Regions from separate parts of the Homo sapiens genome. Here region 2 is linked to region 1. A link is an interaction called in ENCODE POLR2A ChIA-PET data of the cell type or tissue named here. Cell type or tissue: GM12878. All regions are shown on one strand. Each heading gives the region's core, and the rest is flanking DNA. Links, peaks and the distances in the headings are about the cores only. Region 1 has its middle 80 kb from the start of TEKT1. Region 2 overlaps ALOX12-AS1 (ALOX12 antisense RNA 1).

The links. Peaks named below come from ENCODE experiments on the same cell type or tissue, not always from the same donor. Only the 100,000 strongest peaks of a DNase experiment are listed, where the experiment ranks them.
Region 2: POLR2A ChIA-PET joins it to region 1 with 6 read pairs; 6 of 35 experiments call an interaction of 5 or more read pairs at or near these places.

Annotation. Positions count from the first base shown.
Region 1 is chr17:6,906,152-6,917,785 of GRCh38, forward strand. No RefSeq gene overlaps it. Among named protein-coding and RNA genes, the nearest start is that of TEKT1, 80 kb to the left of the region's middle. RefSeq lists an enhancer at 8,144-8,713. In GM12878, for the core only: a CTCF peak has its summit at 5,030; a DNase peak (open chromatin) is centred at 5,002.
Region 2 is chr17:6,980,613-6,992,246 of GRCh38, forward strand. ALOX12-AS1 (ALOX12 antisense RNA 1) reads right to left here. Exons shown (of 3, transcript NR_040089.1): 3 at 4,511-4,928. Among named protein-coding and RNA genes, the nearest start is that of ALOX12, 9.6 kb to the right of the region's middle. In GM12878, for the core only: no CTCF peak of the experiment used is centred there; no DNase peak of the experiment used is centred there.

The DNA of each region.
Region 1 (11,634 bases), core at 2,220-7,219:
TTACTCGGGAGGCTGAGGCAGGAGAATTGCTTCAAACCCGAGAGGCGGAGGTTGCAGTGAGCTGAGATCACGCCACTATACTCCAGCCTGGGCGACAGAGCGAGATTCCATCTCAAAAAAAAAAAAAAAAAAAAACACGTAGCCTTGCTTTCTGCTCTGAATTCTATAATGTCTAATTTTTTTTTTTTTTTGAGATGGAGTCTTGCTCTGTCACCAGGCTGGAGTGCAATGGCATGATCTCGGCTCACTGCAACCTCCGCCTCCCGGGTTCAAGCAAGCAATTCTCCTGCCTCAGCCTCCCAAGTAGCTGGGACTACAGGCGCACACGACCACACCCAGCTAATTTTTGTATTTTTAGTAGAGACGGGTTTTCACCATGTTGACCAGGATGGTCTCGATCTCTTGACCTCGTGATCTGCCTGCTTTGGCCTCCCAAAGTGCTGGGATTACAGGTGTCAGCCACGGTGCCTGGCCTATAATATCTAATTTTAAGATTATGAGTGATACTTTTTTTGTCTGTTATACATTTGCCCATCCTTTTATTTTCAACTTCCAGAATTAGTTTATTTTAAATGTACCTTTTGTGTATAGTAGACAGTTGGGTTTTTCTTTGTAATCTAATATGAAAATATTTTTCTTGTAATACATGCTATGTTCATTTACATCATTTACATCTATTGATATGCTCTATTTTTAAGTTTTTCATGTGATTTTTTATATATATAAATTATAATGTTTTACTCTGTGGCTTCTTATTGCAGTTAGACTATTCAAGAAGGTTTATAATTTTGATCTAGCAATAATCTTTATAGTTTCTATTTGATATAAAGACCTTAATCTCCTCATTTAAAATATTTCTTAGTATGAGCAATGATGAAATTGGCTTGTAGATATTTCCTCCCTCTCATCACCAAATTTTTATTGATATCTTTTAAAAATTTATTCTTAAATGTGTGTGTACTTCTACTACCTGAATTGTCATTATTAAACAGGCAATAGTTGTGTACTAGAGTTCTCTAGAGAGACAGACCCAATAGGATAGAGAGACACACATATAGATTACACACACAGATATATATATAAATATAGATTTATAGATACATATACACACACATACACATATATGAGGGGGGTTATTATGGGAATTGGCTCATGTGATTATGGAAGCTGAGAAGTCCCACAACAGGCCATTGGTGAACTGGAGACTCCGGGATGCTGGTAGTATGGCTTAATCCAAGTCTAAAGGCCTCAGGTCTAGGGAAGCTGATTGTGTAATTCTTGGTGTGAGGCCAAGGTCCTAAGAACCTGTGAAGCTGCTGATGTAAGTCCTGGAATCCAGGCTGGCAAACCTGGAGTTCTGTTGTCTAAGGGAGGAGATGAGTGTATCCCAGCTCTAGAAGACATGTTTGCCCTTTTCTTGATTTATCATAAGTATTTTAAACTCATATGGAAGTGTTTGGATACATGTTTTATTTGCTCCTTAGCAACATATTTCTGGTGAGTTGGTTTTTTTTGTTTGTTTGTTTTTGAGACAGAGTCTCACCTTGTCGCCAGGCTGGAGTGCAGTGGCGTGATCTCGACTCACTACAACCTCCACCTCCTGGGTTCAAGCGATTCTCCTGCCCCAGCCCCCAGAGTAGCTGGGATTACAGGCACCCGCCACCACACCTGGCTAATTTTTTGTATTTTAGTAGAGAGGGGGTTTCACTATGTTGCCCAGGCTGGTCTCGAACTCCTGAGCTCAGGCAGTCCACCCGCCTGGGCCTCCCAAAGTGCTAGGATTACAGGCGTGAGCCACCGCCCCTGGCCTCAAGATTGTTCATCACATGTGCAAAGTCTCTTTACCATGTAAGAAAACATTCACAAATGCTGGGGATTAGGACATGGACATTTTCTACCTACCATGATATCCATCAACTCTGAAAGTGTCCCTGTGCCCTTTTATGACCCCTTCCTATGGTTCCTTCCTCCCTGCATTCTGCACCTATGACCCCAGGCAACCACTGATCTACTTTTTGTCACTATAAATTAGTTTGCATTTCCTCAAATTTTATATAAGTTGAATTATAAAATATGCAGGGTTTTTTATTTGGCTTTTTTCACTCGGCAAAATTATTTTGAGATTTATCTTTGTTGTGACCTGTGTCCACAGTTCACTATTCTTTTCTGTTGAGTAGTGTTCCACTATATGTATATACTGCAACTTAAGAAAAATCTGCCACTTGCTGATGGACATTTGAGTTGTTTCCGGTTTTTGACTCTTGTGATAGTCAAAATATTGACATATATATAAATTATAATACAGCTGCTATGGACATTTGTGAACAAGTCTTTGTATGGGCATATGATTTTATTTCTGTTGGGTAAATATCTATAAGGGAAATAATTTGCTTGGGGATGACTGGTTCACATGGTATATGTGTGCCTAACTTTTGTAGAAACTGCCAAACTGTTTCCCAAAGTGTCTATATCTGTTTACGTTCCTACTAGAGTTCCAGTTACTCATAGGGTGGTGGCCACTGGATTAGTTTTCATCTGCACTTACCAGCAGCAACAGCAGTGGCACCATGGTAAGGTGAATGCTCCTTGGCTGCGGCAGGATGCTAGTGGGTGCTGGGGTACCAGCCTCCATGCAGGCATTCATAGCAGCAAAAGAGGTAGCATGGCTTGGGCGGCACAAGGGTCTTCTGCCAGTGACCATGCATGTGTTTGTGGCGGTGGTGTTAGCATGGAGACAGGGTGGTGTTGGGAGCAGGACTGTGTGTGCAGTTGTGTGTGTGCTCACATCGGTGGTGGTGGCTGCTCAGGGAAGGGGTGGGATTCGCTGTTCTCCATGCCTAGCTTTGTGCCAGTTGCAGTTTTGGCACAGGGCCAGGGCACTGTTGGTAGCAGAGCTGGTGTGTTCCATGCCCACCAACACTGACAGGTATGGTGAGGGGCAGGAGAACGGAGTGTATTCATGCCAGCAGCAGTGGCATGGCAGGGTGTGCACACATGTGCACTGGTGGGGAAGGAAAGGCAAAGTTTGCCTGTAAACACATGCAGTGGCAAAGCAATGTGGGTGGCCACAGGTGAGTGTGTACAGAGAAAGCTGCATGGGGGAGGCTATAGTTAAGGGAGGGCAAGGGTAGCCTGGTGCATATCTGTGAAGGCTGCTCTGCTGGATCCATATATTGGTCAGGCATGGTCCACCAGCACAGGAGCTATGATGTGGGCCCCCAAGGAGGTATCTGGGAGCTGCACTGCAGGCAGGTGCAGCCAGGCTGGGGCTCTGTGAGACGCCAGCAGACCAAGGGATGCTGAGGTCAAACTGGTCCTGTCTCATGGGCAACACCACCCTTCAGAGTTCAGGTCTGACTGTGCCCCTAGGGCTAAAGTGTCCTATGGGAGCAAGTCAAGCCTAGGGACATGGGTTTCCCTGGCTGTACTCCAGTACAGACATTGTTGCACCGAACTCTCTGGGCTCTGCACCAGCAGGATTTCTGCCCCTACCCCTTCTCTAGACATCTCTTCCTGCCAACTCAAGTATATCTGGTGGTTGAGAGCTCTCCTCTTGTTGGGATTCTGGAGGCCCATGGTGAGGGTGGGCTGCTCCTTGCCTGTTAGACTCACCCCTTCCACAGGAATCAGTGGGGGCCAGAATGAGTCCTGGTGTGCAGTATCCCTGTTCAGGGTTCCCAGCTTCCTCCCCTTCAGCCCAGCCTCTGTGCCTTCCCTCTGTCCACTCTCAATGCCTTCCCTCTGAAGATCTGCTAGGAGTGCACCAGTCTTCCTGATGTCTTGGTCCCTCACTGGGAGATGTTTCTACTGGCTGCATCTAGTAGGCCATCTTGGAGCAGCAATTTGCATGTTAAGGCTCAGACTGTTTGTTTGAATGCACACAGAAAAGAAAAAAAGAATGAAAAGAAATTAAAAACACCTACTAGATCTAGGGAAAAGCCTCCAAAGAGCAAATGTAGGAGTCATTGGAATTTGAGAGGGAGTTGAGAAATAGCAAGGTGTAGAAAGTTATTCCAAGAAATAATAGCAGAAAACTTTCTAAACCTAGAGAAAGAAATAAATATACAGGTACAGGAAGTTCAAATATCACCAAATAGATTCAGATCCAAATAAGACCACCCCAAAGCATATAATAATCGCACTCTCAAGGGTCAAGAACAAAGAAATGGCCAGGCGCGGTGGCTCACACCTGTAATCCCAGCACTTTGGGAGGCCAAGGTGGGTGGATCATGAGGTCAGGAGTTCAGGACCAACCTGACCAACATGGTGAAACCCCATCTTTAACTAAAAATACAAAAAAAAAGTTAGCTGGGCATGATGGCACATACCTGTAATCTCAGCTACTCAGGAGGCTGAGGCAGAAGAACTGCTTCAACCCAGGAGGTGGAGGTTGCAGTGAGCCGAGATCGAGACTCCATCTCAAAAAAAAAAAAAAAAAAAAAAGAACAAAGAAAGGATCCTAAAAGCAACAAGAGAAAAGAAGACAATAACATGATAACATGTAAAGGAGCTCTGATTTGTCTGGCAACAGACTTTTCATCAGAAGCCATACAGGCCAAGGCAGAATGGGAAACATATTCAAAATGCAAAGAAAAAAACTTTTTTTTTTTTTTTTTTTTTTGAGACAGAGTCTCACTTTGTCACCCAGACTGGAGTGCAGTGGCACAATCATGGCTCACTGCAGCCTCTATTTTCCTGAAGCCCAAGTGCTCCTCCCACTTCAGCCTCCCGAGTAGTTGGGACTACGGGTATGAGCTACCAAGCCTGGTTAATTTTCAATTTTTATAGAGACAAGGTCTCCCAATGTTGCCCAAGCTGGTCTTGAACTCCTGAACTTAAGTTTTCCTCCTGCCTTGGCTTTCCAAAGTGCTGGGATTACAAGTATGAGCCACCACAACTGGCAGGAAAAAAACTTTCAGTCATGAATACTATATCCAAGAAACTATCCATGAAACATGAAAGAGATAAAGACTTTCCCAGACAAATGAAACTGACAAGGTTGATCATCAGCGGATCTATCCTATAAGAAACGCTAGAGGGAGCTCTTCATTCTGAAAGAAAAGGATCCTAACATGTAACAAGAAAACATCTAAATGTATAAAACTCACTGGTAAAAGCAAGTACATAGACAAATAGACAAATACTCTAATACTGCAATAGTGATGTGTAAGCTACTCCTGTCTCTAGTTTGAAAATTAAGAGATAGGCATTATAAAAAATGTGAGTTGAGACAATGAAAAGTCAAAATGTAGGGAGATGGAGTTAAAGTGTAAAGTTTTCTTCAGTTTTTCTCCTTTTCTTTGTGACTAAAGTTAATTTTCATCTTAAATGACAACTGGTTAAGTTTAAAATAATGTGTTATAAGATGTTTTCTGTAAGCCTTACAATAGCCACAAAGCAAACACCTATAATAGCTACACTAAAAATAAAAAGCAAGGAAATTAAAACATACTACCAGAGAAAATCACTTAAGCACAAAGGTAGACAGTAAAAAAGAAAGTAAGGGAGAGAGGAGTTGCAAAATGACCAGAAAACAACTATGTAATATCAATAGTAAGTTCTTACCTATCAATAATAACATTAAATTGACTAAATTTCCAAATTAAAGACAGAGTGGCTGAATGGATTAAAAAAAAAACAAGATCCAACTATATTTTGCCTACAAGAAACTCACTTCATAAAGATGCACATAGGCTGAAACTAAAGGAATAGAAAAAGATATTCTATGCAAGTGGAAACCAAAAAGGAGTAAGAGAAGTTACACTTAGATAAAATAAACTTCAAGTCAAAAACTGTAAAAAGACACAAAGAAGGTGGATTAGGCCATTTTTGCATTGCTATAGAGAAATACTTGAGGCTGGATAATTTATGAAGAAAAGAGAGTTAACTGGTACACAGTTCTGCAGGCTTCACATCAAACCCCACAGACTGGTACATCCCAAGCAGAAAAAATGAACATAAATCTATAACTAGACACATCAGAGTGAAACTTCAGAACACCGCAGATCAAAAGATAATCTGGAATACAGGCAAAAAGGAAGGAAAGATCACCTACAAAGGAACCAGAATTAGCACAACAACAAAACTCCCAACAACAACGGAAGCCAGAAAATAACAGAATCAGGTCTTCGGTGTATTGAAAAAAATTATTGGTCAACCAAGAAATGTGAACTCAGCAGAACTCTAAAAAAAATGGTTTCAATCATTTTTTAATGAGAAAATTTACTTCTAAAGAAAGACCTGCCTCACAAAAACTTTTGGTAATGTGCTCAGAAAGAAAAGGAAAAATAATACTATAAAAGTTATCTGAGATGCCAAGAACGTGGTAATATGTAAAGAAACCAAAAGCAACAGTGTCAGGTTGAAACAAGCATGCTTTATAATTTGTAGTATTTTTTTAAAGGCAGATATGCTGGTTCCTCTCTGCCACTGAATGTAACAATGAAGACCTGGGCAGAATGCGTGAAGCAGCAGTATCACGGGGGTTGGAGTGAAAGCAGAAGGAAAACTAGTAATCAGCTTACTAGATTTTCCCTGCAGAACTCCTAGACTGACTTCAAGGCAGCCTAAAACCTAGAGGTGCAAGTCAGCATGGACAGATCAAGCTTTAGGGAAAGCCCTCAGTTCTGGGATAAGGGAGTGATAAAGGGGTCTCCTGGAAATGACAACAGCAGCGGGGGCCGATAAGCACGTGCAGTCTGAAGAAGGGGAATCTTCCTCTCCAATCAGAAGAAGTGTGGTCCCAAGAGCGCGGGGAACACCTCCGTGGATTTTTTTTCCTCTCTCTTTCCTCTTATCACTTGACCCCGAATGAGGGCACAGATGCAAGAAGTGTACAGCAAGGTAGGCTAAATTAGGCCCTAAATTTCTGGCTGAAGGACCAAAAAGGAAAATGCCAGGAAACTGAAAAGCACAGAGGAGATCACAGGGAGAGAGGAGCTCAGGAAGGAAACCCCAAAATATTGTTTATAAGCTCAGGGGCTCATTCCTAAACTGCACAAACAGAGATTAGATCACGGACCAAACTACTAAAGACTGAGAGCTGAATTCAGAGATAGGGTCCCATCCAGGTTCCTAACTGGGTGGCACATGCATGGGCTAGATCCAAATAGCATTGCAAAGGCCTGGAAAACAGAACTAGAATTGAAACCACCGCGGAAGACTCATTCGAACTCGTGGGCTGAACTCAACCAGGTCAATGCTTCAGAAAAATACCAGCATTCTCCACAGGACATAAACAAGATTGTCTCATAACATACCATTCAAAATATTAGGATACAATCCAAAATTGCTCATCATAAGAAGACAGGAAAATCTCAGTTCACATGGGAAGAGACATAGATGACTATGAAGAGAAGTTATAAAATACTCCAAGTCGGGGCAAACACTGTTGAAAAGGTAGAAGACCTCAGGAACTAAATAGAAAAATATAAAGGAGAACCAAATGAACATTTCAGAACTGAAAAATGCAATAAGGTTTTTTAACTGTTTCTGTCAAGATGGCGGATGAGAGGCATTGCTGGCACGCCTCTCCCACGTGGAAGGACAAAATAGTGTAGAGACATTCACTTTGTGAACTTTTTTCAAGAGGCGATGCAGTCATTGAACAGGAAAACCCAGGGACGCTTTGAAGGACGCAGGAGGCTGCAGTCTACACTGTGAGTCAGGTGAAGGACTGTGAGTCCCAGAGTGTGAGAGGGGAAGAGTTTTTGCCTCTGGGATACACACCCCCACCAGGGACCCTGAAAGTACAGGACACGGAGGAAGGCCCTAACCCCACCCAGCAAAGGGACCAACTCGGGGAGGGTGGCGGAATATAAAAATAGGAGCAGTGGCAGAAGACACTTGCGTGCACTCCCAAATCCCAACACAGGAGGGCAGCCGTTCCTTACTGTTCCTCACAGGGGACCCCCGTGGAGGACAGGCAAAAAGTTTAGACGGCGGTCGCAGGTTGAACGAAGCTCCCGAGGGGTTTCATGATATATATACATAACCTTGGGTGGGGACCAACTCCCTTGGCCAGGGCCAGGCGTGGGAGAGTGAAAAGTGGGCTGCGAGTGCAGGGGGCCGTGAGTGCGGAAGCCGCGGGTGCAGGAACCTCGGGTGCCGGCTTTGCAGGACAGGGAAGGGTGTGGCGTGAAAACCACAATTGCGATCTCCCGTGGGGAAAGCTTATAACTGTGGCAAGTTCCGATTACAGACTGGCTGGAATTCAGCTCGCCGCTGCCAGTGGAAGCTGTGGTAGTAGATCTGCCTCACTGAGTGCATGGGAATTGGGGGCTCACCGCTGCCTGCTACTCCCCACTCTGCACAAACTCTTCTGCGCAGCGGGGGCAGAAGAACATCAACCCAGTGGCCTGAGACCCACTCCATCCCCCAACATTCACAGGAGCTGCTGCTTGCCCTGCACACGGAGAATCAGAGCACAAACCTGACCGACGCAGCCCCCATCTCGCTTTGCCCCGCCACTTGCCCTGGTAGCTTAACACAAAGGACAGAATCTCTTGAGAGCTCTGTGGCCCTGACTATTGCCTGTGAAACCAGAGTATTCCTCCCTCCACGCCCCCACCACCACGCCCCTCCCCCCCCCCCCCCCCCACACACCCACCTACCGCAGCCGGTGTTCATTTGCAAGCACCACCTCCTGGCTGGAGGCCAACCAGCACAGTCCATTACAGCATCTCCTGGTAGAATAACATTGCACCCAGGAAGAAGGAGGCTCTATGATCTCAGCTATTACCACTGCCTGCATCACTCCGGCTAACCAGGAGGTCCTGAGTCCACATGACCAGCTCATTACTACTATAACTAGCATTCAAGAAAGCCAACATACTATGGCTACCAATAACCAAGGAATTTCAGAGTCTACGTCACTCCCCTGCTACCCCCAGTAGAGCTGGTGTTGCTACCCACTTCTGGGAAACTGGCATTCACAACTGGCATTTCCCAACACCAGCCTGGAGGGTGGCAACGTCACTGGGCAGCTAGACCCAGAGGAGCAACAACATTCACAGTAGCGTGGCTCACAGGGACTCCCACTCATAGGGAAAGGGGGAGTGCGCCCCATCAAGGGAAGACCCTGTGGGACCAAAGAATCGGGATGGCAGGCCTTGAGCATCAGATCCTTCCGCTGGTGGAAAGCTTCCTTGAGCAGAGGCGCAGCTGAAGTGCTAGGCTCAGCGGGGAAAGCCTTCAGCTCTATCGCAACAGTCAGACAGCTTTGGTGCATGGGAAGGATCTTGGAGAAGAGGCAGTCTTTCCCCCCTTGTTCACCACCATATGCACAGTTGGGACTTCTCCCACAGGAGCTCGACATGGATGCAACTATAGACGGCCATTCTGGAACACATCAAGGCGACTGCATCCCCACAAGAGGAGCACCCTCCAGGATCAGGCTTGCACAAGAAACAGTCACAATTCCTCTCTATTTGGAACACCAACACCTACAGATGAAAAGAGGTGCCTGTCTGATCTGAATAGCCAGAGCGCTGGGACAGGAGCATATCTAAGAAGTGGAAAACGTCCCTGCTGACCTTGCAGGGGAGCTAAGGTGGCTCCAACCCTTCTCCCTGATAAGACCTCACTGTGACTCACCGAGGGCTCCTCCAGCCACCTCTGTCAAGCCTGGGTCTTCATTTACCCACTTGCTTTACCCACAACCGATTCCTACTCAGGGACACCTCTTCTACTGGCCTGAAACCTGAACCATCAAACCAGTAAATAAAATACTGGGGGAAAATAAATAAATAAAAAGTGCATGAGATGGGAGAAGGAGATAAGCTTTAAGAAACCTCTACCATTCCAACCCCCTAGGAGATAATGGAATGGAAAACCAAACACTGTATGTTCTCACTTATAAGTGAGAGCTAAGCTAGGAATACGCAAAGGCATACAGAGTGATATAACGGACTTTAGAGATTCAGAAGGAGATTCAGGAGGGTGGGAAGAGGACCAAGGGAACAAAATCTATGCATTAGGTACAATGTACACCATTCAGGTGACGGGTGCACCAAAATCTCAGACTTCACCGCTATATAATTCATCCATGTCACCAAAAACCACCTGTACCCCATTAATAAATTAATAATAAAATAAATTTTTAAAAAAAGTTTTAGCTCACTGAGTGAGCTTGCAGCAGAATGGAGACAGCAAAGGAAACAGTCAGTGAATTTGAAGATAGCTCAATAGAAACTATGCAATTTGAATGACATCAAGAAAAAATTGTTTAAGTAAATAGAGTCTCAAGGACATGAAGGACAAAACCAAAAGGTCTAACATTCATGTCATCAGAGTCAAAGAAAGATAAGAGTGTGTGGTGCACAAAAAAAATAAATAACGACTTCCAATTTTTCAAATTTCATAAAAGATATAACTTACAGCTTCGAAAATCTCAACAAATCACCAACAGGATAAAACAAACAAATCCTCATCCAGATAATCACAATCAAACTAGTGAAAACTAAAGCCAAAGAAAAAAATCTTGAAAGCAAGCAGAGAAAAGCAATGTATTTCCCATAGAGAAATAATAATTTGAATGACTGCAGGGTTCTCATCAAAAACAATGGAGGCCAGAAGATTCATCTGACAAAGCACTAATATCCAGAATCTACAACAAACTCAAACGAATTAGCAAGAAAACAACAATCCCATCAAAAAGTGGGCTAAGGACATGAATAGACAACAATTCTCAAGATATACAAAATGACCAACATATGAAAAATGCTCAACATCACTAATCAGGAAAACACAAATCAAAACCACAATGTGATACCACCTTACTCCTGCAAGAATGGCCATCATCAAAAAAATCAAAACATAATAGACGTTGGCACGGATGTAGTGAACAGGGAACACTTCTACACTGCTGGTGGGAATGTAAACTAGTACAACCACTATGGAAAACAGTGTGGAGATTCACAGAGAACTAAAAGTAGAACTACCATTCGATCCAGCAATCCCACTACTGGGCATCTACCCAGAGGAAAAGAAGTCATTATACAAAAAAGGTACTTGCACACACATGTTTATAGCAGCACAATTCGCAATTGCGAAACTGTGGAACCAACCAAAATGCCCATCAATCAACAAGTGGATAAAGAAACTGTGATATGCATATACACATACATACGATGGAATACTACTCAGCCATAAAAAGCAACGAGTTAATGGCAGCAACCTGGATGCAACTGGAGACTATTATTCTAAGTGAAGTAACTCAGGAATGGAAAACCAAATATCCTATATTCTCACTCATAAGTGGGAGCTAAGCTATGAGGATGCAAAGGCATAAGAATGACACAATAGAATTTGGGGACTCAGGGGGAAAGGGCGGGAAGAGGGTGAAGGATTAAAGAACACAAATTGGGTGCAGTGTTTACTGCTCAGGTAATGGGTGCACCAAAATCTCATAAATCACCACTAAAGAACTTACTCAGGTAACCAAACACCACCTGTTCCCCAATAACCTGTGGAAAGAAAATTTTTTTAAAAAAAGAAAGTAGAATAATATTTTTAAAGTGCTGAAAGAAAAGAGCTATCAACTCAGAATTCTATATCCAGAAAAAAATATCTTTGAGAAATGAAGGTGAAATGATGACATTCTCAGATGAAAAGAAGAAAAAAAAACTAAGACAA
Region 2 (11,634 bases), core at 3,407-8,406, 76 kb after region 1:
AGTCCCAGCTACTCGTGAGGCTGAGGCAGGAGAATGGCGTGAACTGGAAGGCAGAGCTTGCAGTGAGCCGAGATCACACCACTGCACTCCAGCCTGGGCAACAGAACAAGACTCCGTCTCAAAAAAAAAAAAAAAAGATAACTGTTGAAATTAAAACTCAATGGCAGGATGGACAGAGCTGAAGAGCCAACTTGTGAATTGGAGGACTCAGCTAAGGAGTTCTCTGAAAGTGCACCACATAGAATAAGGCTTTGTAATGTGAGGAAGAAACATTGAAAAACATGGAGAACAGGTCCAGAAGTTCTAATCAGCTTCCAACAGTTCAAAAAGGAGGGACTAGAAAAATGGGGGGAAGGCACTATTTAAAGAAATAATGTTTTGCAGTTAATCATGAAGGAATGAACAAATGCTCCCTTCTTCACTCTCCTCCCTCCCCACTAAAATGCCAGTTGATGGGTTAAAAAGGAAGACATAAGCCCACCAATACAAAGAGAGTTGCAAAGATACACAAGTATATGAGAAATGGCATCTGGCTGGGCGCGGTGGCTCATGCCTGTAATCCCAGCACTTTGGGAGGCCGAGGCGGGTGGATCACCTGAGTTCAGGAGTTCGAGACCAGCCTGGCCAACAATGGAGAAACCGTGTCTCTACTGAAAATACAAAATTAGCCAGGCGTGGTGGCACATGCCTGTAATCCCACCTACTTGGGAGGCTGAGGCAGGAGAATGGCTTGAACCCAGGAGGCGGAGGTTACAATGAGCCGAGATCACACCATTGCATCCCAGCCTGGGCAACAAGAGCGAAACTCCGTCTCAAGAAAAAAAAAAAAAAAGAAAGAAAGAAAGAAATGGCATCTATATTTTGGAAGCTGAAAGCAGATAAACAAGGGGTAATCAATTCAGCAGACCAGGGAAAGTTAAAAGTCAAATGCTTGCAGTATGTAGGAAAAGCAATAAGCACAAACCCTTAGAAAGACTCAGGAAGGGGAGTACAGCCGTTTCCCCTCATCTGTGGTTTTGCTTTCCCTGGTTTCTGTTTCCTGCAGTCAGCCACAGCCCAAAAATAGGTGAGCACAGCACAATCAGATATTTTGAGAAAGGCCACATTCACCCAACTTTTATTATAGTTAGATTGTCACAATTGTTCTATTATATTCTATTTTATTCTATTTTATATTAGTTGTTGTTGCTCCCCTCTTTTTTCAGTTTTCTTTTTTGCTTCTTTTTTTTTTTTTTTTTTTTTTTTTTGAGATGGAGTCTCGCTCTGTCACCCAGGCTGGAGTGCAATGGCATGATCTCGCTCACTGCAACCTCCACCTCCAGGGTTCAAGCGATTCTCCAGCCTCAGCCTCCCAGGTAGCTGGGACTACAGGTGCCCGCCACCATGCCCAGCTAATTATTTTTATAGTTTTTTCTTTATTTTTAATTTGCATTTATATTTGTTTATTCCTAATGTTCTTAATCTCTTACTAGGCCTAATTGATATATTAAACCTTGTCATAGAGATGTATGTACGATATAGGAAAAAATCTAGTACTGTATCCCTCAGTATCCAGGCGGAGACTGTTTCAGGACCTCCTACAGTCTAAGACAAGTCCCCCCTCTCTTGTACCAAAATCCTCAGATGCTGAATCCTCAAATGCTGTATAAAATGGTGCAGTATTTGCATTTAACTTATACACATCATCCCATACACTTTAAACCATCTCTAGATTACTTATAATACCGAATATGATGTAAATGCTATATGGAAAGTTGTAATACTATATTATTTGGGAAATAATGACAGGAAAAATTCAAAAATTTTGAATTCTGGTCAGTGCAGATGCAAATTTTTTCTAATATTTTCGATACACGGTGGGTTGGGATCTATGGGTTCTGCCCCCATGGATAAGGAGGGCTGACTGTATCTATAGATTTGGTATGTCTATGGCTTCAGGCATCCACTGGGGATCTTGGAAGTTAGAAGGTCTCCCCACTAGAAAAAGGGGGCTACTGTACCAATAACTACTGAAGGTAGGGGTACACATGAGGCTGAACACAGTAGAATTGATTGAAAGTCTACATAAAGGCCAGGCGCGGTGGCTCACGCCTGTAATCCCAGCACTTTGGGAGGTCAAGGCGGGTGGATTGCCTGAGGTCAGGAGTTTGAGACCAGCCTGGCCAACATGGTGAAACTCTGTCTGTACTTAAAATACCAAAAATTAGCTGGGCGTGGTGGCGAGCACCTGTAATCCCGGCTACTCGGGAGGCTGCGGAAGGAAAATTGCTTGAACCCAGGAGGCAGAGGTTGCAGTTAGCAGAGATCGCACCACTGCACTACAGCCTGGGGGACAAGAGCAAGACTTCGTCTCAAAAAAACAAACAAACAAAAGAAAGTCCATATAAAAAGCAAATGGCCCCCATATTCCTTTATCATCCACTAAGTCAGGCAATTCTCCCTCCTCTCCAGCAGAAGACTAGAAGTTTATCGTCTGCTAGAGCAGAGGGGGACGCTGGACTTCGGACATCAGGTAAATGTGCCCTGTGGAACAAAAGAAAATGTAACAAAAGCAACACACTGAATGGTGACTCCCCAGTCCTCTTCAAATACTGCCAATAATGCTGATGGTTGGGCATCTACACCCCAAAAGGGAAATTAGAAGGTTGGTCTCCGAAGAAACCAAGCATCCCAATAGAAAAGACCTACAAATACTGACTGTGGGAGGAACCGTGTCAATTATCAATTGACCAGATCTCTGCTCATTACATTGAAAAACCCCACCAACAGTCCGGATTATCTTTTTTTATTGCCTCACTCTTAAATAAAGTCAAGGATCAGGGGCCGGGAGCGGTGGCTCACGCCGGTAATCCCAGCACTTTGGGAGGCTGAGGCGGGTGGATCATTTGAGGTCAGGAGTTCGAGACCAGCCTGGCCACCATGGTGAAACCCCGTCTCTACTAAAAATACAAAATTAGCTGGGCGTGGTAGCACATGCCTGTAATCCCAGCTGAGGCAGGAGAACTGCTTGAACTCAGGAGATGGAGGTTGCAGTGAGCCGAGATCGCGCCCCTGCACTCTAGCCTGGCAACAGAGCCAGTCTCAAAAAAAAAAAAAAATCAAGGATCAACAGATATTTAAAAAGAGGGACTCAGAGAAAATAGGAATAATGAAGAAACAGATTTTTTAAACTATATTTACTATGTTCAGAAATACTAGAGAAGATTAGCATCTTTGAAACAAAAGCAGGATGTTTTCTGAAAGCAACAATCACAGAACAAGACAGAAAATGTTCAATAGCAAAAAAAAGTTTTAATTCAATAGAAGAGGTGGAAATTTCCAAGAAAGTGGTAAAAAAAAAAAAGAGAGAGAGAGAGAGAGGTGGAGATTATTAGAGACAATGACAATATAGGAAGTCTTTTTTTTTTTAATGGAGTCTCTTTCTGTAGCCCAGGCAGGAGTGCAGTGGCACCATCTCAGCTCACTGCAACCTCCACCTCCCGGGTTCAAGCGATTCTCCTGCCTCAGCCTCCCAAGTAGCTGGGATTACGGGGGCCCACCACCGCGCCTGGCTAATTTTTGTAGTTTTTAGTAGAGACGGGGTTTCACCATCTTGGCCAGGCTGATCTTGAACTCCTGACCTCGTGATCCACCCGCCTTGGCCTCCCAAAGTGCTGGGATTACAGGTGTGAGCCACCAGGCCCGGCCAGTATAGAAACTATTAATCAGATGTTTAAGTCACTGTATTTGGGGGAGGTTTGTTACAGAGCTTAGCCTATACCTTTACTAACAAACATACCTTCAAAACTTTGAGAGAAGTTTATTTCCCATCCAGGATTCTAGTCTTAGGCAAATTACCATCAAGTTTAAGTTGAATAGAGACAGTTTCAAATATGCAAGATGTCAAAAAATGTACCTCTTAAACACTCCTTCTCAGAAAATGACTGGAACAAAGACTAATGCCACGTGCATGTGTGTGTACGCTAGGTGCACAATAAACATATATGCCCAGGCACATCGGCTCACACCTATAATCCCAACACTGTGGGAGGCCAAGATAGGGGGATCACTTGAGGCCAGGAGTTCAAGACCAGCCTGAGCAACATAGGGTGACTTTGTCTCTACAAAAAATAAAAATAAAAAAATAATTAGCCTGGCATGGTGGTGAGGGCCTGTAGTGCCAGCAACTCGTGAGGCTCAGGTGGGAGGATCAGGTGAGCCTAGGATTTCAAGGCCATTAATGAAGAAACTAAAGAAGGAATAAATGAAGTGTATCCCTTCATTTGTTAAAGAGATAAATAATATCTACTACTTAGGGTTTTGTGGGATTAAATTGAACACATTACTTTTCTTGCTTCCATCAAAATCATACACACACACACACACACACACACACACAGCCCTGACTGTAGCCAATTGTTCTTGAGGGTAGGAAGGCAATGTATGAATCTTAAGAGAGTCAATCTGCATTTTTCAGTTTACAGACACTGGTGGAGAAGTCAGTGAAACCAGAGAACTTGACCTTGGAAAATCATTCATTTATGTTAAGAAGTAGATGGCCCATTATTATTTACAAAATAACTTGAAGAGCCATTTTGGTTTTGGAAAGAGAGCTGGCAGAGCAGAGCTCAGAAAGGAGATGAAACAATGAGAGATAAGTTGTTTTACATAATGAAAGAATACAGACTTTCCCCGATTATACCAAACAGAACCAAGATAAAGTAAGATTTTCCACAACAAGGCACTCAGGGATGGCGATGGAGGCGCTGTGGATCAAGTCAGCCAGAGAGAAATTTCTGGGGGTTGGAATGGTTACAAAATAATGTTAAGAATATAGCCAGCTGTGATGCCACAACCCTGTGATCCCAGCTACTTGGGAGGCTGAGGCAGGAAGATGGCTTGAGGCCAGGCTTTCAAGGCCAGCCTGGGCAACATACGAGATGCTGTCTCTGAAAAAAAAAGAAAGAAAGAAAGAAAAGTATGTTAGGAAGATGATAGATGGCTAATATCAAGCTTTACAGTTGATCCTGTTCTTATTTAAAATTCTAATAGTTTGTTCATTATGGATTTCTTCCATTCATTTTGGTGTTTTAAATATTGCATTAAATCGTTATTTATTTTGAGCACTGAGTTTTTGGTGCCCCCTTAAATGTGGCACTCAAGGAAAGTGCCTCGCTAGTTTCACCCTGGTCCCTGCCCTTCTAAACCTTCAGGAAAAGTCTGTGACATGGACCAGCTCTGTGTTAATGATAGCTGCCAAATAGGGATCAGCTCAGGGTGGAACAAAGACACCATCAGCAGCAGGCAAGACATGAAAATTCTCTATCAATCAGTGACAGCGATTTGAACAATGAAGGATTACAAGGTAAACCTTAGAGCAAAGAGAAAAATAAACAGAGCATGGAATAGTGACGGGGTGTTGCCGGGGATCCCAGAGAAGGGGTGAAGTTTTGCTGCCCCTCATGCCCACTGTTGGACCCTACAGCTCAACTGTTCTTTTAGCTGAGCTTCTTCCAGATAGAATGAAAAATACAAAATACTCTGGCTGGTCTTCCAGCTGGGTCCTGAAAGGAGAGTCCGAGGGTTGGGTGTTGTGTCCCTGAAGACTAGTCTAGCAGTGGGGGCTTGAAGGGGGGTGCCAGGATGGGCCTCCCAATCTCTTTACGGAAATGTTAGAGGCCGGGTGTGGTGGCTCACGCCTGTAATCCCAGCACTTTGGGAGGCTGAGGCAGGTGGATCACTTGAGGTGAGGAGTTCAAGACCAGCCTGGCCAACATGGTGAAATCCCGTCTCTACTAAAAATACAAAAATTAGCTGGGCATGGTTTTGCATGCCTGTACTCCCAGCTACTCAGAAGGCTGAGGCAGAAGAACCGCTTGAGCCTGGGAGGCGGAGGTTGCGGTGAGCCGAGATCGCACCACTGCACTCCAGTGTGGGTGACACAGTGAGACCCTGTCTCAAAAAAAAAAAAATTAAAAAAAGGAAATGTCGAGTAGAGCCAGCTCCAGAATAAGTGAATGGAAGACGTTCAGGTGCATGCGTTCAGGCGGTAAATTCATGATCACCAATTTTCACCTAGTGTCTCAGCCATGCCAAGCATTCCTATCCCAGCCCCTCATTCAGCTCTCTCTCTTATGCCCTCAGAGTCTATTCAAACTTTCTCCACTCTCCTTCTATCTCTGAAATGCCCCTACAACTTCCTTGACCCTCAGAAGCCAGATCCTTGCCAAGCACTTCACAAAGAAAATGCAATTCATCAAATGGGATATTTCCCCACACGTCATTTTCAAGTTGATTTGCTGCCAATTCCATTTGTTTTGCTTTGTTTCCTATTACGAAGGAAGAATTGTCTCTCTTACTTCAGGCCATGTTCCTCTACTTTTTTCCATCATTGCCCCCTTATGGAGCCTTTATGACTTTTTTTTTTTTTTTTTTTTTTGCGAAAGAGTTTCACTCTTGTTACCTGGGCTGGAGTGCAATGGCACAATCTCAGCTCACTGCAACCTCCGCCTCCCAGGTTCAAGTGATTCTCCTGCCTCAGCCTCCCAAGTAGCTGGGATTACAGGCATGCACCACCACGCCCGACTAATTTTGTATTTTTAGTAGAGACGGGGGTTTCTCCATGTTGGCCAGGCTGGTCTCAAACACCCAACCTCAGGTGATCCGCCCGCCTCAGCCTCCCAAAGTGCTGAGAATTACAGGTGTGAGCCACCATGCCTGGCCCTAAGGCATTTTTTCCTAATTGCTCCCCGCTCCTGCTACCTTGTGAAATTTTAACCCCTTAATATATGTTTGTGTACTCTGACCCTTTCGAGGGCCACGAATCATTGCAATATCTAAGATGTGGTTGCCCACTCTGAGAATGCACGATCTGTCTACGGCTATAGCACCCTGAACACATCCAATCTCATCGGATCTCAGAAGCTAAGCAGGGCCAGGCCTGGTTAGTACTTGGATGGGAAAATGCAGATGTAAGGCCAGTTCCTCCACGCATTCTCCAGATTTTATCTCCTCCCTCGGGATCTTCCCCTCATCACTTACACCCAAGGCCTCCAGCATCTTAACCTGTCCCTCTCACTAGCTCTACTGACTACCCATCTCCAGCTCTGGCCTTCTGTTTGTTACCTTCACAGCCCTATTTCTCAAAAGGCATGCTACACTCCAAAATGCACTCTGCCTCCATCTCTCCACTGACTCTATTCTCTGTAATATCACAAACACACTCTGTGTGCCCACACACACATACTCTTTCACCCAGCATTCCCTCATAAGAGCACATTAGCAGCCCTTGCCTAGGACGTAGCAATACTGAATGATGTGTTTCACCAGAACTGTTTATAATCAGCCAAAGCCTTTTTCCCAACTTTACTGAGGTATGACTGACAAATAAAAGTTGGCTATTTTAGGGTGTATGACGTGATGTTTACTATATGCCTACAATTTGAAATGATTGCCACAATCAAGCTAATTCATATATTCATCACCTCACATAGTTACCTTTTTTCCATTGTGCTGAGAACACTTCAGCACATTTCCAGTATACCATACATTATTATTAACTATAGTCAATGCTATGGTTTGGATATGGTTTTTTTTTGTTTGTCCCCATCAAATGTCATGTTGAAATTTAATCCCCAACTGGTAGCGGTGGCTCATGCCTGTAATCCCAGTACTTTGGGAGGCCAAGGTGGGCAGGTTGCTTGAGTCAAGGCATTAGAGACCAGCCTCGGCAACATGGTGAGACCCTGTCTCTACAAAAAAAAAAAATTAGCCAGGCATGGTGGCACACACCTGTAGTCCCAGCTACTAGAGAGGCTGAGGTGGGAGGATCGCTTGAGCCCAGGGAAGTCTAGGCTGCAGCGACCTGAGACTGCACCACTGCACTCCAGCCTGGGCAACAGAGTGAGACCCTATCTCAAAAAAAAAAAAAAAAAAAAAAGAGGAAATGTAATCCCCAGTGTAGCAGTATTGGGAGGTAGGGCCTAGTGAGAGGTGTTTGGGTCATGGGGCTGGACCCCTCATGAGTGGCTTGGTGTGCTTCTCACAGTAGTGAGTTCTCACTCTCATGAGCCTGGATTGATTCTCGGGGAAATGAATTCATTCCCATGAGTGTGTGTTGTTATAAAGCCAGGGTGCCCCTTGGGTTTGGATCCTCTTCGCAGGTGCTCATTTCCCCTTTGACCTTTTCCACCATGTTTTAACTCATCACAAAAGCCTTCACTGGCCAGGCGCAGTGGCTCATGCCTGTAATCCCAGCACTTTGGGAGGCCAAGGTGGGCGGATCACGAGGTGAAGAGATCGAGACCACCCTGGCCAATATGGTGAAACATGGTATCTACTAAAAATACAAAAATTAGCTGGGCGTAGTGGCGCTCGCCTGTAGTCCACCTACTTGGGAGGCTGAGGCAGGAGAATCGCTTGAACCCAGGAGGTGAAGGTTGCCGAGAGCCAAGATGGCACCACTGCACTCCAGCCTGGTGACAGAGCAAGACTCCATCTCAAAAAAAAAAAAAGAAAGTGAGATAGCCTTATTACTGATATGGAGAAAGTTTTAGTGGTCCGGATAGAAGATTAAACCATCCACAACATTCCCTTAAACCAAGCCTAATCCAGAACAAGGCTCGAACTTTCTTCAAATCTGTTAAGGGTGAGAGAGATAAGGAAGCTGCAGGAAGCTAGCAGAGTTGGCTCATGAGGTTTAAGGAAAGTAGCCATCTCCATAACATAAGAGTGCAAGGTGAAGCAGCAAGTGCTGATGGAGAAGCTGCAGCAAGTTATCCAGAAGATCCAGCTAAGATCACTGAAGAAGGTGGCAACACTAAACAACGGATTTTCATTGTAGTTTAAAGTCTTATATTGGAGGAAGATACCATCTAGGACTTTCATAGCTGGAGAGGAGAAGTCAATACCTGCCTTCAAAACTTCAAAGGAAGGCTGGACGCAGTGGCTCACACCTGTAATCCCAGCACTTTGGGAGGCTGAGGCAGGTGGATCACAAGGTCAAGAGTTCGAGATCAGCCTGGCCAACATGGTGAAACCCCATCTCTACTAAAAATACAAAAATTAGCCAGGCATGGTGGCACATGCCTGTAGTCCCAGCTGCTCGGGGGGCTGAGGCAGGAGAATCACTTGAACCTGGGAGGCGGAGGTTGCAGTCAGCCAAAATCGTGCCACTGCACTCCAGCCTGGGTGACAAAGCGAGACTCTGTCTCAAAAACAACACAAAAAAAAACTTCAGAGGGCAAGCTGACTCTCATGAGAAGCTAATGCAGCTGGTGACTTTAAGCTGAAGCCAGTGCCCATTTATCATTCTGAAAAGCCTAGGGCCCTTGAGAACTTGGCTAAATCTACTCTGCCTGTGTCTTTACATGGAACAACAAAGCCTGGATGACACATCTGCTTACATCATGATTTACTAAATATTTTAAACCCACTGTTCATACCTACTGCTCACAAAAACATTCCTTTCAAAAATGACTGTTCATGGAGAATGCACCTGGTCACCCAAGAGCTCTGATGGAGATGTACAGGGAGATTAATGCTGTTTTCGTGACTGCTAACACATCATTCATTCTGCAGCCCAAGGATCAGGAGTAATTTTGACCTGTCACTGTAATTATTTTAAAAAACAGGGCCGAGGCAGGTGTATCACCTGAGGTCAGGAGTTAGAGACCAGCCTGGCCATCATGGTGAAACCCCGTCTCTACTAAAAATACAAAACTTAGCTGGGCGTGATGGCAGGTGCCTGTAATCCCAGCTACTGGGGAGGCTGAGGCAGGAGAATCACTTGACCCCAGGAGGAGGAGGTTGCAGTGAGCCGAGATCACACCATTGCACTCCAGCCTGAGCAACAGAGCAAGACTCTGTCTAAATAAATAAATAAATAAATAAAAATAAACAGGGGCCCAGACATGGTGGCTCATTCCTGTAATCCCAGTGCTTTAGGAGGTCAAGGCAGGAGGATCACTTGAGCCCAGGTATTCAAAACAAGCTGAATAACATAATAACATAGTGCAACCTCATCTCTCTACAAAAAATTTAAAAATTAGCCAATGCAGTGGTGTGCACCTGCAGTCCTAGCTACTCACAAGGCTGAGCCAGGAGGCCCACTCGAACCAAGGAGCTCAGGGTTGCAGTGAGCTATGATCACACCACTGTACTCTAGCCTGGGCAACAGAGACTCTGGCTCTAAAATTTAAAATAATAATAATAATAAAGTAACAAAGAAACAAATACATTTCATAAGGCTATATAGCTGCCATAGATAGATCTGGGCAAAATGAACTGAAAACCTTCTAGAAAGGAGTCACCATTTAGATGCCATTAAGAAAATTCATGATTGAGGCCAGGCACTGTGGCTCATGCCTGTAATCCTAGCACTTTGGGAGGCTGAGGCAGGCGGATCACCTGAGGTCAGGAGTTCGAGACCAGCTTGGCCAACATGGTGAAACCCCGTCTTTTTTTTTCCTGAGACAGAGTCTCACTGAGTGGCCCAGTCTGGAGTGTAGTGGCATGATCTCGGCTCACTGCAACTTCCACTCCCAGGTTAAAGCAATTCTCCTGCCTCAGCCTCCCAAGTAGCTGGGATTACAGGCACCCACCACCACACCCAGCTAATTTTTGTATTTTTTAGTAGAGACAGGGTTTCACCACGTTGGCCTGGCTGGTCTTGAACTCCTGATCTCACATGATCCACCTGCGTCAGCCTCCCAAAGTGCTGGGATTACAGGTGTGAGCCACCGCACCTGGCCTGAAACCCATCTCTACTAAAAATACAAAAATTAGCCAGGCGTGGTGGCGGGCACCTGTAATCCCAACTACTCGGGAGGCTGAGGCAGGAGAATCGCTTGAACCCAGGAGGTGGAGGTTGCGGTGAGCAGAGATTGTGCCACTGTACTCCAGCCTGGGCAACAAGAGCAAGACTCAGTCTCAGAAAAAAGAAAAAGAAAAAAGAAAATTCATGATTCAATGGAGGAAGCCAAAATATCAACATAACAGGAGTTTGGAAGAAGTTGATTCCAACCCTTATGGATGACTACAAGGGGTTCAAGACTTCTTGGAGGAACTAACTGCAGATGTAGTAGAAATTGAAAGAGAACTAGAATTAGAAGTGGAGCCTGGGACGGGCACGGTGGCTCACGCCTGTAATCCCAGTACTTTGGGAGGCCGAGGAGGGCAGATTACCTGAGGTCAGGAGTTCGAGACCAGCCTGCCCAACAAGACAAAACCCCATCTCTACTAAAAGTATAAAAATTAGCCAGGCATGGTGGCGGGTGCCTGTAATCCCAGCTACTCAGGAGGCTGAGGCAGGAGAATCACTTGAACCTGGGAGGTAGAGATTGCAGTGAGCCAAGATCATGATTCTATCTCAAAAAAAAAAAACACACACAGAAGGTAAATTGTTCTGCAAAGAGAGGTAATGGGAATGTGGGAGTTGGCTTGGCTACTGGCACAGACAGCAGGGAATCGGGAGTTTGAAAGAAGATTTACATTTGGCATACACGTGTGCCCACGTGGCCTTTCCTACTGCAAAGGGTGCTGACAAAATCAAGCCCCTGATCCTTCCTGTGGCATACATAAGAACAAAATGGTAGTTGTTAGGGACAAATCAAAATTTAAAAATAAAATGGCCAGGTGCAGTGGCTCACCCCTGTA